Linked DNA regions of Homo sapiens: all the other regions are linked to region 1. The links are chromatin contacts, found by Hi-C or POLR2A ChIA-PET in ENCODE. All regions are on one chromosome and are shown on one strand. The core of a region is the stretch at or near the end of the contact, and the rest is flanking DNA. Distances in the headings are between cores, read along the strand shown. Region 1 holds the start of ACER2 (alkaline ceramidase 2). Region 2 holds the start of RRAGA (Ras related GTP binding A). Region 3 holds the start of HAUS6 (HAUS augmin like complex subunit 6). Region 4 holds the start of PLIN2 (perilipin 2).

The links. A loop is a pair of places that touch in the nucleus more often than their neighbours do. ChIA-PET counts read pairs that join two places held with the same protein, here RNA polymerase II (POLR2A). Pooled maps may share reads with other maps.
Region 2: a map of CD8-positive, alpha-beta T cell shows a loop between it and region 1 (16-fold over the local background). The contact joins the promoter of RRAGA here to the promoter of ACER2 in region 1. A Hi-C loop is called at or near these places in 7 of 168 maps with a recorded cell type or tissue (B cell, CD4-positive, alpha-beta memory T cell, CD8-positive, alpha-beta T cell and 3 more), 7 of 37 single-sample maps with no recorded cell type and 22 of 50 pooled maps. POLR2A ChIA-PET finds 5 or more read pairs at or near these places in 7 of 52 experiments (CD4-positive, alpha-beta T cell, CD4-positive, alpha-beta memory T cell, H1 and 4 more).
Region 3: a loop to region 1 is called in a map of naive thymus-derived CD4-positive, alpha-beta T cell, with 12 times the contacts of the local background. The contact joins the promoter of HAUS6 here to the promoter of ACER2 in region 1. A Hi-C loop is called at or near these places in 2 of 168 maps with a recorded cell type or tissue (both naive thymus-derived CD4-positive, alpha-beta T cell), 2 of 37 single-sample maps with no recorded cell type and 14 of 50 pooled maps. POLR2A ChIA-PET finds 5 or more read pairs at or near these places in 1 of 52 experiments (CD8-positive, alpha-beta memory T cell).
Region 4: a map of naive thymus-derived CD4-positive, alpha-beta T cell shows a loop between it and region 1 (5-fold over the local background). The contact joins the promoter of PLIN2 here to the promoter of ACER2 in region 1. A Hi-C loop is called at or near these places in 1 of 168 maps with a recorded cell type or tissue (naive thymus-derived CD4-positive, alpha-beta T cell), 1 of 37 single-sample maps with no recorded cell type and 11 of 50 pooled maps. POLR2A ChIA-PET finds 5 or more read pairs at or near these places in 2 of 52 experiments (GM10248 and H1).

What each region holds. Positions count from the first base shown.
Region 1 is chr9:19,407,433-19,411,115 of GRCh38, forward strand. It overlaps ACER2 (alkaline ceramidase 2), which reads left to right and starts at 1,577. Exons shown (of 6, transcript NM_001010887.3): 1 at 1,577-1,760. The coding sequence starts at 1,653. RefSeq lists enhancers at 547-1,404, 1,405-2,260, 1,673-1,822 and a silencer at 1,283-1,572.
Region 2 is chr9:19,047,590-19,051,272 of GRCh38, forward strand. It overlaps RRAGA (Ras related GTP binding A), which reads left to right and starts at 1,838. Exons shown (of 1, transcript NM_006570.5): 1 at 1,838-3,436. The coding sequence starts at 2,071. The coding sequence ends at 3,012. It also overlaps a transcript of SAXO1 not described here. RefSeq lists an enhancer at 1,778-2,299 and a silencer at 1,907-2,096.
Region 3 is chr9:19,100,775-19,104,457 of GRCh38, forward strand. It overlaps HAUS6 (HAUS augmin like complex subunit 6), which reads right to left and starts at 2,130. Exons shown (of 17, transcript NM_017645.5): 1 at 1,750-2,130. The coding sequence starts at 1,877. RefSeq lists an enhancer at 1,809-2,372.
Region 4 is chr9:19,126,242-19,128,741 of GRCh38, forward strand. It overlaps PLIN2 (perilipin 2), which reads right to left and starts at 1,251. Exons shown (of 8, transcript NM_001122.4): 1 at 1,178-1,251; 2 at 156-207; 3 at 1-68. The coding sequence starts at 185. RefSeq lists enhancers at 497-1,007, 1,008-1,517 and a silencer at 1,030-1,589.

The DNA of each region.
Region 1 (3,683 bases), core at 327-2,826:
GCCTCGGCCTCCCAAAGTGCTGGGATTACAGGCATGAGCCACCGCGCCCGGCCCTCAACCGCCTTTCTTAGGTGGCCAGCTCACTCCGGGTATCCTGTAGGTCTGGGTAAATCAACCCTAGGGGAAGGTAAGAGTGTATCTTCTACTTGGGTTCTGGAGGGCAGTGGAATTGCCCGTAAAGCAGGAGGAAGGGATAGAGGTTGGGACAAAGATGAAAGGAGGAGTGTGGTTTGGCCCCTGGGGGACAAACCTGGATTTTCTAGAGACTAGGAGAGGCGGCGGGGCTTGCAGTTTTTGTCAGTGATGGAGATCTCTGGGGACTTGCACATGGCTGTGTGGGTACTGGTGGGCAGACAAACACTTGGTGCAGAGGACACTGAAGCACCACCCAGGGTCCTGCTGGGCAGTCAGGCCCAGAGAGAGGGCAGACCCTGGGGAGTTGCTGGCCTTTAGGATACCCTGCGGGTCCGAGCAAGACGTCCTAATGACAGTCACCAATGGGCTGCTGCCCAGGGCCTCTTCTGCCGCTGTCCTGACCTAGAATCCTACAACCTTTCAAGGAAGGAGAACGGGAGCCACCACATACACACAGAGGGTGGCTTTCCTCTAGGGATCCTGGGAACCAGATTGGCTTTCATTTACAAACCGCAGAACAGTTACAGAAGCAAAAGAAGGTAGTTATGACTGGATCTGAGGACATCTTGCCTGAATTGAATTTCCAGCTCTGTCACTTGCTAATAGAAGCCCCTCACAGGGTCTCTGCTGGGCACACTAAATGAGTGATACATGGAAACTCTTCAGACAGCACCTGGCATGTGTATGTTATCTATCACCTCTTGAACCTCGATATCTTGGAGATGTCATAACTGCCACACTACATCCTCTGCAGTTTGGGATGGCTGACGTTTGACCCTTTGCCTAAGTCCCCATATCGAAGGCTAGATTAAGCCTTAACGCTGGAGCCAAGGGGAGGGAGGGCAGGAACGTACTCTAAATAGAAGTGCTCCCCCGGGGACTGGGCGGCCCAACCTGCTCCAGCAGCCGGGAAGGTCTTCCTGCCACAGTGACCGCAGCGAGTGGCGTCCGGCCTCGGAGGGACTGAGGGCACTTCTCTGGTGTAAGCACTGGCGTCCAACGCCGGACGCAGCAAAATCGCTGCAAACTCTGGGTCCAGAGAGGTCCAGGTCCTCCCGGGTTTCTTTTTATTTTAAATTTTTTTCCAGGGAGAGTTCTGGCGCTCCTTCAATCGGGGGAGGCTGCGAGTCTGAGCCAGGAGATGGGCGTGGGCAGGCGTGGGTAGCACCATCGAGGCCCTGGCCACCTGCCGGGTGCTGGGTAGTCTGGAAGAGTCTGGAGCCCGGTCTCCGCCTCCAGGCGCCCCACCCTGGACCCCTCCTCCACGCGGGTCCCGCCCCACGGTGGGCGTGGCTTCCAGGGGGAGGGGCCGGGGAGGGTCTGCGAACGAGTAACCTCCCGCAGGCGAGGCGAGGCGGGGCGGAGCGCGGGAGGCCAGTTGGGAGGCGCACATCCGGCGGTTACCCGGTGCTTCATAAAGCCGCTTTCGCCGCTGGCTGTCGCCGCGTTTTGCCTCCGCAGCAGCTCTGGGCTCTTCTCAGCTGCGCGAGCAGCTGCTCCAATGCCCCGGAGTGGCCATGGGCGCCCCGCACTGGTGGGACCAGCTGCAGGCTGGTAGCTCGGAGGTGGACTGGTGCGAGGACAACTACACCATCGTGCCTGCTATCGCCGAGTTCTACAACACGGTGCGGGGCGCGGGAGCGGGGAAGGCAGGCGGGCCAGCGGGAGGGGGCTGTTCCCGCGCCGCAGCGTCTGGAAGCTGGACGTGGGTCTCTGCGCGCATCTGGGGGCATTCTCTCCAGGGGCTGAGTCAGTCCACACCCCCTCCTCGGCGCGCTCCTTTCAGTTCTCCATCTGTCCTCCTCTCCTGTCCCCATTCCCGACAGCTGGGCTCATCTTCCTCCTGCTGTCATTTGTTTTGTGATGGTCCTATTGTCTTGTTTGGCCCCCACGCGTCCAGGAACCAGGGGTCTGTGTCAGCCCATTCTCCTTGTTTGGGTCAGCTGGGGGCGGTGAACCTGCCGGGACAAGTCTCTTCCTCCCCTGGGATCTCTGTGGCGTGACGCACTTGGGTCGCATTGTGCTTTTTTGCCCTGAATACCTGCTCTCGGAGTGCTGGGAAGAGCACGCCCCCCGCAGGTCCCCGCGGCTGGGGTCACTCCCACCAGGCAGACTTGCCCCACCCCCAAGAACATGCCTATAATGGTCGAGTTATTTTTGGTCAGAATCAAGTTAATTACTACTTGTTTTTTTTTCTTGCCTTTAGTGTCCTGTCTTGTGCAAGCCGCTAATTCAACTCCCCCAGGACTGTGCTTTCTCCAGTTCTGAAGTCTGAGGGATGAAAGGAAAGTTTGGGAGTGATAATGTGCGGGTTTTGGATTTGCCTAGGTCCCTAGATAAGGGTGAGCAGAAACTTCCCCATTGCAGAATCCTGTGTGATTTTAGTTCTTGTGGTAGGGAAGGGTTGCAGCTGGGAGAGGAAATGCCTCTTATTTTGTGTATGTCCATGGCTCAGAATCCTGGTACAGAATGTGAGACTTTGCGTGGTCATTTCTGTGGCTTATCTTTTCACCGCCCAAACAAGGGAAACAGGAACTCCTGGTTTGGGTCATTGTGAATTTGAGGTTGTTGTTTAGGACTTTTCCTTTTGGATTTGCTAGAGAGAATGTCTTCAGCAGGAGTCAGGTGCTTACTGCCTGCAGGAATCTCAGATGATCTAGTCCCTGTCCTTTTATTCATCTGATGAGAAAACTGGGCTCTTGAGGAGGGAGCTGTCATGCTCACATTTCTGGCATGGCTGGGGCCACAATCCAGAAGTCTGGGCCCTTCCTTCCCTCAGTGCTGAAATCCATGGCTGGCTTCCACACAAACACTCCTGCTCCTTTTTTTATGATTAGGTTGGTTCCTTAAGAAAACCTAAGGCTGGGCGTTGTGGCTCACACCTGTATTCCTAGCACTTTGGGAGGCCAAGGCAGGTGGATCGCTTGAATCCAGGAGTTCGAGACCAACCTGGGCAACATGGCGAAACCTCATCTCTACAAAAAAATACAAAAATTAGCTGGACATGTGGCACACACTTGTCGTCCCAGCTACTTGGGAAGCTGAGGTGGGAGGATCACCTGAGCCTGGGAGTTGAAGGCTGCAATGAACTGAGATCGCGCCACTCCACTCCAGCCTGGGCAACAGGGTCTCAAAGAAAACCTGGCCCTCTGCTGACCACAGATACTGTGAAAGACAGTGGAAGTGGCCATGACTTATGTATTGCATAACCTCCCAGAGCATGCTGTCAGGGGTAAATAGTTGCACACAGAGGATGGGCTGGAGTAGTTCTGGGTACTTTCAATAAGGAGAAACACCAGTGGTAACACAAGCTGTCCTTTTGTAAATAAAGAATATAGTGAAAGAGTAAGGATTTCACCAGAGTTCAAGAAGAAAAGACAGCTTGATGACAGGTTCTCACACACTTAGCAAGATTATTCTCTGTGCAGCCTGGGGTCTACAGAGAGGGTCAACCTTGGTTATTTTGGCCAAAAAAGCTAGTGTATGGCTTCTCTGAGTCTGTCTTGAAAAGTGTCATAGGGCTGGATGAAAGGGAGAGTTTGTCTTTA
Region 2 (3,683 bases), core at 588-3,087, 360 kb before region 1:
AATAAGAAAATTTCGAATATGTTTTTAGAGAGGAAAGAATAGATCAAAACCAAGAAGCAGGCATCAGACTACTGGCTGCTAAAAGACGATGGAGCAACAGAGCAATGCCTCCAAGACTCTGAGGAAAAATTATGTCCAACCAATCAAGTGTGAGGGTAAAAACAAAGAAATTTTCAGACATCCAATCTCTTGAAATTTTTACTCTCCTCATACTTTTTATCTGGAAACTATTGGAACATGTGTTCCACCAAATGAGCCAAAAATGAGAAGATGTGAAATCAGGAAAAAGAATACCCAACTCGAAAGAACGGGGAAGGGAAACCCCAGAATGGTGGTGAAAGGCGATCAGATAAGAAGGCTCCAGAAGAGGTAGCACCAAGGAGATGAAACTGAATACATTGAGAGGAGATTTTCCACATACTATATTGTATTATGGAATTTCACTCTATGATTTCCATAAACTACAGCAAAGGCCATTTTTGAACTTCTTTTACTGCACACGTTAACAGTAGGAATTAAAATATTTTTTGAATAAATGAAAGAATGGAATACCTGAATTTGTACAGTACAGTATACACTTTGATAAGGGCTTTAGGCCAGGCACGGTGGCTCACGCCTGTAATCCCACACTTTAGGAGGCCGAGGCAGGTGGCTGGCTTGAGTTCCAGACCAGCCTGGCCAACATAGTGAAACCCCGTCTCCACTAAAAATACAAAAATTAGCCGGGCGTGGTGGCAGGTGCCCACAATCCCAGCTATTTGGGGGACTGAGGCAGGAGAATCGCTTGAACTCAGGAGGCGTAGGTTGCAGTGAGCTGAGATCGCGCCACTGCACTCCAGCCTGGGCAACAGAGTGAGACTCCGTCTCAAAAGAAAAAAAAAGGACTTTAAGGTAGATACAGAGGCTTCAGTATCCTGATGACTCTCATTCATTCTGTATGAACGATACTGGCGACACTGATTCACTCATCTACTTGAAGACCAAGAGCAGAATCATATTATGCTTTGAGAGGGGCACAGGGTAGCCTATTGTTAGGCAAATAGACCGCAGCAAGATTGTCTAAAACCAAATTCCATTTCATCATTTAGTATCTGTGTAACTTGGTCAAGTGACTTAACCTCTCTAACCTTTGATTCCCTAACTTGAAAATAGGGTTATTAATTCACAGGGTTACTGTGAGGATGGAACTAATGCCTGGGATTCCACATTATCATTTCCTCGAGCTTTGGAATTCTAATTATAAATTCTAAAGTCTGAGATTACGGAAAAGCAGATGTGAGAAAGGAATTAAAAGCACCCACTGGAAGCCAGGATGTCTCCTAGGAGGGACTTGCTATTACCTAGCTGCGCAGCAACAGGCAATCGCTTGCCTACAAGTCTCACTTTCCGCGCCTGCACAGTCTCCATCTGCCCTGCCCTTGTACTCACTGGGCCGGGCAAGCTGGGGAGGCCTAAGCGGACTGGGAAGTTAGGCTTTCCCTCCACTTCACCAGTCGGCTGCCCCTGCGGAAACCGGCCCGACACACCTCGCTCCTAAAGCCAGTTGCGGTGGTGGTGGCGGTTGGGGCTTTTTTTGGCCACGAGAGGGCAGCATTTCCCCCGGCCAACCACACACGTACCCCTAGCAACAGCAAACCCAGCTGCAACAGAACAAAAGACCGAAGTCCTCGAGCTTCCCTTCCATCTTAGGGCTCACGCCGCCCCGGTTAGGTTTCATTAGAGCAGCGGCTTTTCAAGGCTCGTCGGGCACGGAGGGCGGAGCGAGGGAGCTCTCGCGAGATCGCCGCCGGAAGTGGGTGGTGGCGGGGACGCAGCGGCTCCCTCCCGGAAAGCGAGCGTATCTCCCGAGCCGTTGCCACTGACAGCCGCGGGCGCTCCCATCTGAGTAAGAGCCAGCCCGTCCGCGGCCTCTCCAGCCCCGGGTTCGCGCTCTCGACTCTCCTGCCTGCCCAGCTGCGCGGCGGAGCGGAGCGAGGCGCGGCCTGCGAGTCCCCGGCAGCCCCCGACCCCTCCCTCGGCGCTGCGTGTAGGCCGCGCCCTCAGGCCCAGTCCGCGGTGCCCCGGCGGGTGATGCCAAATACAGCCATGAAGAAAAAGGTGCTGCTGATGGGGAAGAGCGGGTCGGGGAAGACCAGCATGAGGTCGATAATCTTCGCCAATTACATTGCTCGCGACACCCGGCGCCTGGGGGCCACCATTGACGTGGAACACTCCCACGTCCGATTCCTAGGGAACCTGGTGCTGAACCTGTGGGACTGTGGCGGTCAGGACACCTTCATGGAAAATTACTTCACCAGCCAGCGAGACAATATCTTCCGTAACGTGGAAGTTTTGATTTACGTGTTTGACGTGGAGAGCCGCGAACTGGAAAAGGACATGCATTATTACCAGTCGTGTCTGGAGGCCATCCTCCAGAACTCTCCTGACGCCAAAATCTTCTGCCTGGTGCACAAAATGGATCTGGTTCAGGAGGATCAGCGTGACCTGATTTTTAAAGAGCGAGAGGAAGACCTGAGGCGTCTGTCTCGCCCGCTGGAGTGTGCTTGTTTTCGAACGTCCATCTGGGATGAGACGCTCTACAAAGCCTGGTCCAGCATCGTCTACCAGCTGATTCCCAACGTTCAGCAGCTGGAGATGAACCTCAGGAATTTTGCCCAAATCATTGAGGCCGATGAAGTTCTGCTGTTCGAAAGAGCTACATTCTTGGTTATTTCCCACTACCAGTGCAAAGAGCAGCGCGACGTCCACCGGTTTGAGAAGATCAGCAACATCATCAAACAGTTCAAGCTGAGCTGCAGTAAATTGGCCGCTTCCTTCCAGAGCATGGAAGTTAGGAATTCCAACTTCGCTGCTTTCATCGACATCTTCACCTCAAATACGTACGTGATGGTGGTCATGTCAGATCCGTCGATCCCTTCTGCGGCCACTCTGATCAACATTCGCAATGCCCGGAAACACTTTGAGAAGCTGGAGAGAGTGGATGGCCCCAAGCACAGTCTCCTTATGCGTTGAATATTGCCAAATGCTCTTTCTGAAAATGCTGAATTGCCTTTTTTGTTTGCATCCTTTATTTTTAATATTCATAATGTCGTGTGCTTAAAAGTGGGCTTTGAAGTGTGTGCTGCTTACTCCTTTCATCTTTCTCCCCGCTTCCCCAGTCTTTAAACATTGGACGCTATTTACTCAGCTACCCAGTAGAGCTTGAAGCTGACCTTTCTGAGAAGTTGGTATGGTGTAACACTAAAGTAGGTGGTTCGTGTGTGTTCTCATTACCTGGTTATGATAGATATGCACATCAAAGCCTTTACCAGTATCTTCCTGTATTCCGTATCAGATTGCAAAGACGGAATGTTACTATTTTATCAGCAAGGTATTAAAATGCATTTATAAATTCTTCTTGGCTTCATTCATGAATAAACGTGTTAGCAATTTAAAACATGTCCTTATTTGAAATAACTTGAAAGTGCTTAATATGCAAATCTAAAAATTCTGACTGCCCACAAGTATTGCTTGACTGGCAAATTTGATTCTGTGAATTTAGCCCCCAGCACTTTAGTGATGTTTGGTAACAGCTGTAGAAGCGCTTATGCTATGGACTGAAGCTAGACCACCTGAGTTAGTATTCTGGTCCCTTCACTTACTAGCTCTGTGAACATGGGCAAATACTTAATTTCATTACACTT
Region 3 (3,683 bases), core at 880-3,379, 310 kb before region 1:
CTGTCATCTGCAGCAACATGGATGGGACTGGAGGTCATTATCTTAAGTAAAATAAACCAGGCACGGAAAGACAAATATCACATGTTCTCACATGTGAAAGCAAAAAAAGTGGACCTCATGGAGGTAGGGAGTAGAATGGTGGTTAACACAGTCTAGGAAAGGAAAAGGAGAGAAGGAGGGAGGAAGAGAAGTTGATTAATGGGTACAAATATACAGTTAGATAGAAGGAATAAGTTCTAGTGTTCAATAGTACATAAGTGAAACTATAGTTAAAAATAATTTATTGTGTATTTTAAAATAGCTAGAAAAGAACTGAAATGTTTCCAACACAAAGGAAAGATAAATGTTTGAGATGATGGCTATCCCATTTATCCTGATCTGATCCTTATACATTGTATAAGTGTATCAAAATATCAAAATTTTATATCCCCAAAATATGTACAACTATGAACATAAATAAAACAGGCCAGGCTCGGTGGCTCACATCTGTAATCCCAGCACTTGGAGTGGCCAAGGCGGGGGGATTGCTGGAGGCCAGGAGCTCAAGACCAGCCTGGGCAACATGCCGACCCTAGGCATGGTGCCACGCACCTGTAGTCCCAGCTACTCAGGAGGGTGAAGTGGGAGGATCGCCTGAGCCCAGGAGTTGGAGGCTGCAGTGAGCTGTGATCGCACAACTGCACTCCAGACTGGGCGACAGAGTGGGAGACCCTGTCTCAAAACAAAAAACAATGGCTCATATCTATAATCCCAGCACTTTGGAAGACCGAAGCAGGAGGATTGCTTGAGCCCAGGAATTTTGAGACCAGCCTGGGCAACATGGTTAGCTACTGTCTCTAAAATAATAATACTTTAAAAAAATAGAGGCCGGGCACGGTGGCTCACGCCTGTAATCCCAGCACTTTGGGAGGCCGAGGCAGGTGGATCATGAGCTCAGGAGATCGAGACCATCCTGGCCAACATGGTGAAACCCCGTCTCTACTAAAGATACAAAAATTGGTTGGGCGTGGTGGCAAGTGCCTGTAATCCCAGCTACTCGGGAGGCTGAGGCAGGAGAATCGCTTGAACCAGGGAGTTGGAGGGTGCAGTGAGCCGAGATCGTGCCACTGCACTCCAGCCTGGCAACAGAGGGAGACTCCATATGAAAGAAAAGAATTCCTCTTGGCCTACAGTGGGAATGATTAAATAGAGATACTGGCTAAAGTTGATAAAACAGAAGTGGAAAAAGTAGGGAAGGGGCTTTTACTTTCCATACTTTTCTTAAAAGGGTATTTGTTTTTAATACCCTTCTCCGTTGTTTTATGCTAACTCCAACATGCCTTACTAATTAAAAAATTAAAAATTATAAAATTAAACAACCACCTTCAAAGGCTCCCTTGAGTCCAAAAGGTGTTTTGTACATATGGTTCCCATGCTCTTCCACTACCACCCGCCATCCCTCCCACTACTTCACAGACCACCCCTCCACCACATAGGCAGAGTTAAGCTGCTCCTCCAGTCTTGCACTCTCCCCATCTGCAGACTTTTGCACTCCCCTACAGAGCGCTTCCGGCACTCTTGCATTATTTACTGTCTGTCTCTGCCCCTAGGCTGGCAGCAACTGGGAGTAGGAACTTTGGAGCCAATGCCTGGCACAGAGTAACTGCTCAACCAATTCTGATTAATCAACCTCCGGGGTCTACAAAAGGGGGAGTCCCCCGGCGTCCCCCGGTTCAGGCTCCCTCGCCCCGCCGGCCCCGGCCTCCTTACACTCCGAGGTGCGTGTGCGACACGATCTTTCCGCAGGCAATGGTTGCCGGGCCTGGCTCGAAGCCGAGCGCCTGCAGATACATCCAGAGATGCTCCTTCTCGAAAGCGGTGACCGAGGCCGAGCTCATCCTCGCGGTAGGCACGGTGGCTGCAAAGAAAGAAAGCGCAAGCCCAGGGGACTCGGAGGGCCCTCAAGATCCCTCCCTACGGTCAGCCTGAGGTCGCGGTGGTCCTTCCATTGCCAACGCCTGCTCCTTTCACGCCCAGAGCGATTTCGCCTCAAAGGGCCTCACAACCTCCGGGAAATTGAGTTTCTAACGGTATAGTGCGGCCACCACTGCCTCAGCGAAGCCACCACAAACCGAGACTCCCGCCCTTAAGGAAGAGCAGTGTGCGCCGGCGCCGCCAGGCGTCCGAGGGAGGAGGGACTTCCGGCAAAGACTATATCTCCCGCCATGCAATGCGTCCTTCTCTCCTCCCTTCCGGCCATGCCCAGCCAAGAAACTGCAAGACCCACCGGGCATTGCGCGGCCAGCGACTTGCTCTGCGCTTGCTTAACCGCTGTCGTGCCCAGATCCTCGGGCCTTCGGGTTTCTGATTCTTGGTTAGTGGGGTCCATTTGCTTGTGTATCCTAGTTGTTACGTCACAAAAAAGCCATAAATGGAGCACTATGCCTCGGTGTAGAGTTAAAGCATTGGTTCCATCCTCCGCTATGCTCACTGTGACTCTAATCAAGTCACGTAATCTCTGAGCCTCATTTCTGTCGTTAGCGAAATCTATGTCCTCAAATGCCGGATGTTCCTTTTCCTGCTTTAAATGAAATCTGGCTCTATACTCCCCTGCAGTCCTGCAGTCTTTTTTTTTTTTTTTTTTTTTTTTGAGACGGGGTTTCGCTCTTGTTGCTCAAGTTGGGGTGCAGTGACGCGATTTCGGCTCACTGCAACCTCCGCCTCCCGGGTTCAAGCGATTCTCCTGCCTCAGCCTCCCGAGTAGCTGGGATTAACAGGTGTCCGCCACCACGCCCGGCTAATTTTTTTGTATTTTTAATGGAGACGGGGTTTCACCATGTTGGCTGGCTGGTCTCGAACTCCTGACCTCAGGTTATCTGCCGGTCTTGGCCTCCCAAAGTGCTGGGATTACAGGCGTGAGCCACTGCGCCTGGCCGCCTGCAGTCCTCTTAATTTTTTTTTTTTTTTTTTTTTTTTTTTTGAGACGGAGTCTAGCTCTGTCTCCCAGGCTGGAGTGCAGTGGCGCAATCTCGGCTCACTGCAAGCTCCGCCTCCCAGGTTCACGCCATTCTCCTGCCTCAGCCTCCCGAGTAGCTGGGACTACAGGCTCCCACCACCACGCCGGGCTAATTTTTTGTATTTTTAGTAGAGACGGGGTTTCACCCTGTTAGCCAGGATGGTCTCGATCTCCTGACCTCGTGATCCGCCCTCCTCGGCCTCCCGAAGTGCTGGGATTATAGGCGTGAGCCACCGCACCCGGCCCGTCGTCTTAATTGACAGCTGTTGCCTACCACAAACCCCACTGACAACAGGGCCTGGAAGTGGATTGGGTAACCTGCTTTTAAGTCTCATTGCTACCTCTGGCAATGATTGTCTCCTGCCTCACTAAAATCACCTTAATAAAAGAGAGAGAGGCGGGGCACAGTGGCTCACGCCTATAATCCCAGCACTTTGGGAGGCCAAGGTGGGCGGATCACCTGAGGTGGGGAGTTCGAGACCAGCCTGACCAACATGTAGAAACCCCGTCTCTACTAAAAATACAAAATTAGCCGGGCGTGGTAGCGCATGCCTGTAATCCCAGCTCAGCTACTCGGGAGGCTGAGGCAGAAGAATCGCTTGAACCCGGGAGGCAGACGTTGCAGTGAGCCAAGATCCTTCCACTGCATTCCAGCCTGGGCGACAAAGTGAGACTCTGTCTCAAAAAA
Region 4 (2,500 bases), core at 1-2,500, 280 kb before region 1:
TAGGCTGAGGACATGAGGTCATACGTGGAGCTCACCAAGGGCAGGTTGACCACCCGAGTCACCACACTCTGCAATCAAAGTAGGGAGGGTATGCTTATTAATCTCTCAAAACACAAAAGGAGAGAAAGTAGACAAAGGCTACTCAAAATTCATACCGGTTGTGGATCAACTGCAACGGATGCCATTTTTCTTCCTGGAGAAAGAAATCTGCAGAAAAGAGACTTATTTCAGAACACCGGGATAAGACTCTCCCAAATTCATTCCCCAACCCAAGCAAATGCTGATTACAAGTAGAGAAAAATGCAGGGTGAGCTCCCTGTAGTCTTCTGCACTTCTTTCCTCTCTCCAGCTCTCCAGGTCCCCCTCCTGAAAGACCCACACCCACACAACCCCACTCCCTCTTTTGAGGCAAAGTTTCAGAGCTTATGTGTAAACTTGCAATACTCAGGAGGGAGAAGTAAAGTTGTTGACATACTTCTCTTGTTTCTCCGAGTATCTGTTAACAAAAATGCTAGCCAAGCCGGACGCGGTGGCTCACGCCTGTAATCCCAGCACTTTGGGAGGCCGAGGGGGGTGGACTGCTTGATGTCAGGAGTTCAAGACCAGCCTGACCAACGTGGTGAAACCCCGTCTCTTCTAAAAATACAAAAATTAGCCGGGCGTGGTGGCGGGCGCCTGTTATCCCAGCTGCTCTGGAGGCTGAGGCAGGAGAATCGCTTGAACCCGGGAGGCGGAGGTTGCAGTGAGCCTAGATGGCGTCACTGCACTCCAGCCTGGGCGACAGAGCGAGACTCCGTCAAAAAAAAAATGCGGTTTTCTAACGCGTTTCCCTTTCGATAATGTCCCTTCGACAAATATTGTTTTCCCACAACCACCCAAGCAGGCCAAGGGACATTCGATAGCAATCGCCCTAAATCTGTTGGCAGGAAAGAAGCCTCAACGCACAAAGGCAAGGGTCGAAAGCGCGGGTTCAGCAGACCGCCCCTACCCAGCCAGGACCTGGAAGCCGCGAGGCGAGCGGGGGGTCTCGGACCATCACCCCCGCGTCCCGTCCACCTTTGAGCCCCGCGGGGAGCAGAGCAGCGGTCCCAAGGCCCCGGGGAGCCCCCCACCCCAACTGGGCGCCGCTGGGGGCCCGGGACCGGTTCGCTGGGGCACCCACTGGGCGCGCACTCACCGACGGACTGCAGCGAAAGGCGAAGAGCAGGCGCGTCCCGAAGACGACTCCGGCTGCCACGACCCGGTCAAAGCGTGGGGCCCGCGGGCGCCCGGGCTATAAACCCCGCCTCGCCGCCCCTCCCCAAGCCTCCGCAGCACGTGACCCGCGGCAGCACGCCCTGTCCCAAGCCCGAGTGTCACCCTCGGGCACGTCCCGGCGCCCTCCCCCAACGCCGGCCCTCCTAGAGTGGTGGGGGCCCGGTCGGGTTGAGAGGGTGTGCTGCCTGGGCGAGGGGCCCCGCCACGGGGAGAGGAGCCTGTCGGGAGCCGGGCGGGGGCCCGGCCTGGGGAGGCTGGGAGTTGGAGGTAGCCCTGCCTGGAGTCGGGGCGCTGCCTGGAGTCGGGGCGCTGCCTGTGGTCGGGGTCCTGCCTGTGGTCGGGGTCCTGAGAGGCCCGGGGCAAATGGGGATGGCGCCCAGGCCGGCTTTGGGGTTTTGAAAAATGCAAACAAATTCACACCAACTTGTTGAACGGCGTTAGTCCTCAGAATAGAACTCTAAAAATGGAAGCGGTGGCTCACGCCTGTAATCACAACACTTTGGGATGCTGAGGCGAGAGGATCTGTCGAGCCTAGGAGTTCGAGACCAGCCTGGCGAAGATTTTTATTTTATTTTAAAAAATAGCCCAGCGTGGTGTCGTGCGCCTGTGGCCCCAGCTACCTGCGAGGCTAAGATGGGAGGATCGCTTGAGCCTGGGAGGTCGAGGCTGCAGTGAGCCGAGATCGCGTGGCGCTGCACAATGGCTTCTACGCTGTTATTTTTAGCGAAGTAATAACTTTTAAAAGTTTTGTGGCGGCTGGGCGCGGTGGCTCACGCCTGTAATCCTAGCACTTTGGGAGGCCGAGGCGAGCGAATCACCAGCCTGGCCAACATGGCGAAACCCCGTCTCTCTCAAAATACAAAGAAAGCAGCCCAGCGTGGTGGCGCGCGCCTGTAGTCCCAGCTAGTCCCGGCTGTTTAGCGGGGTTGGGGGCAGGCGGGTGGGTGGCTGAGGTGAAAGAATCTTTTGAGCCCAGGTGGTCGAGGCTGCAATGAGTCGAGATCGCGCCACTGTACCACTGCACCCCAGCCTGAGTGACTGAGACCCTGTCTAAAAAAAAAAAAAGAAAAGAAAAAAGAAAAAGAAAACAAAAAACTTAACTCCAGATCACTCCAGAATGACAGCTGCCTAGGGTTATGTGACATAGGCAACTTTATACGTGCAGGGTTATGCATTGTTTTTCAAAGACAACTTAAAACGTCATCTGAGTCCCAGTTGTGTTTTTTTGTTGTTGTTGTTTTGT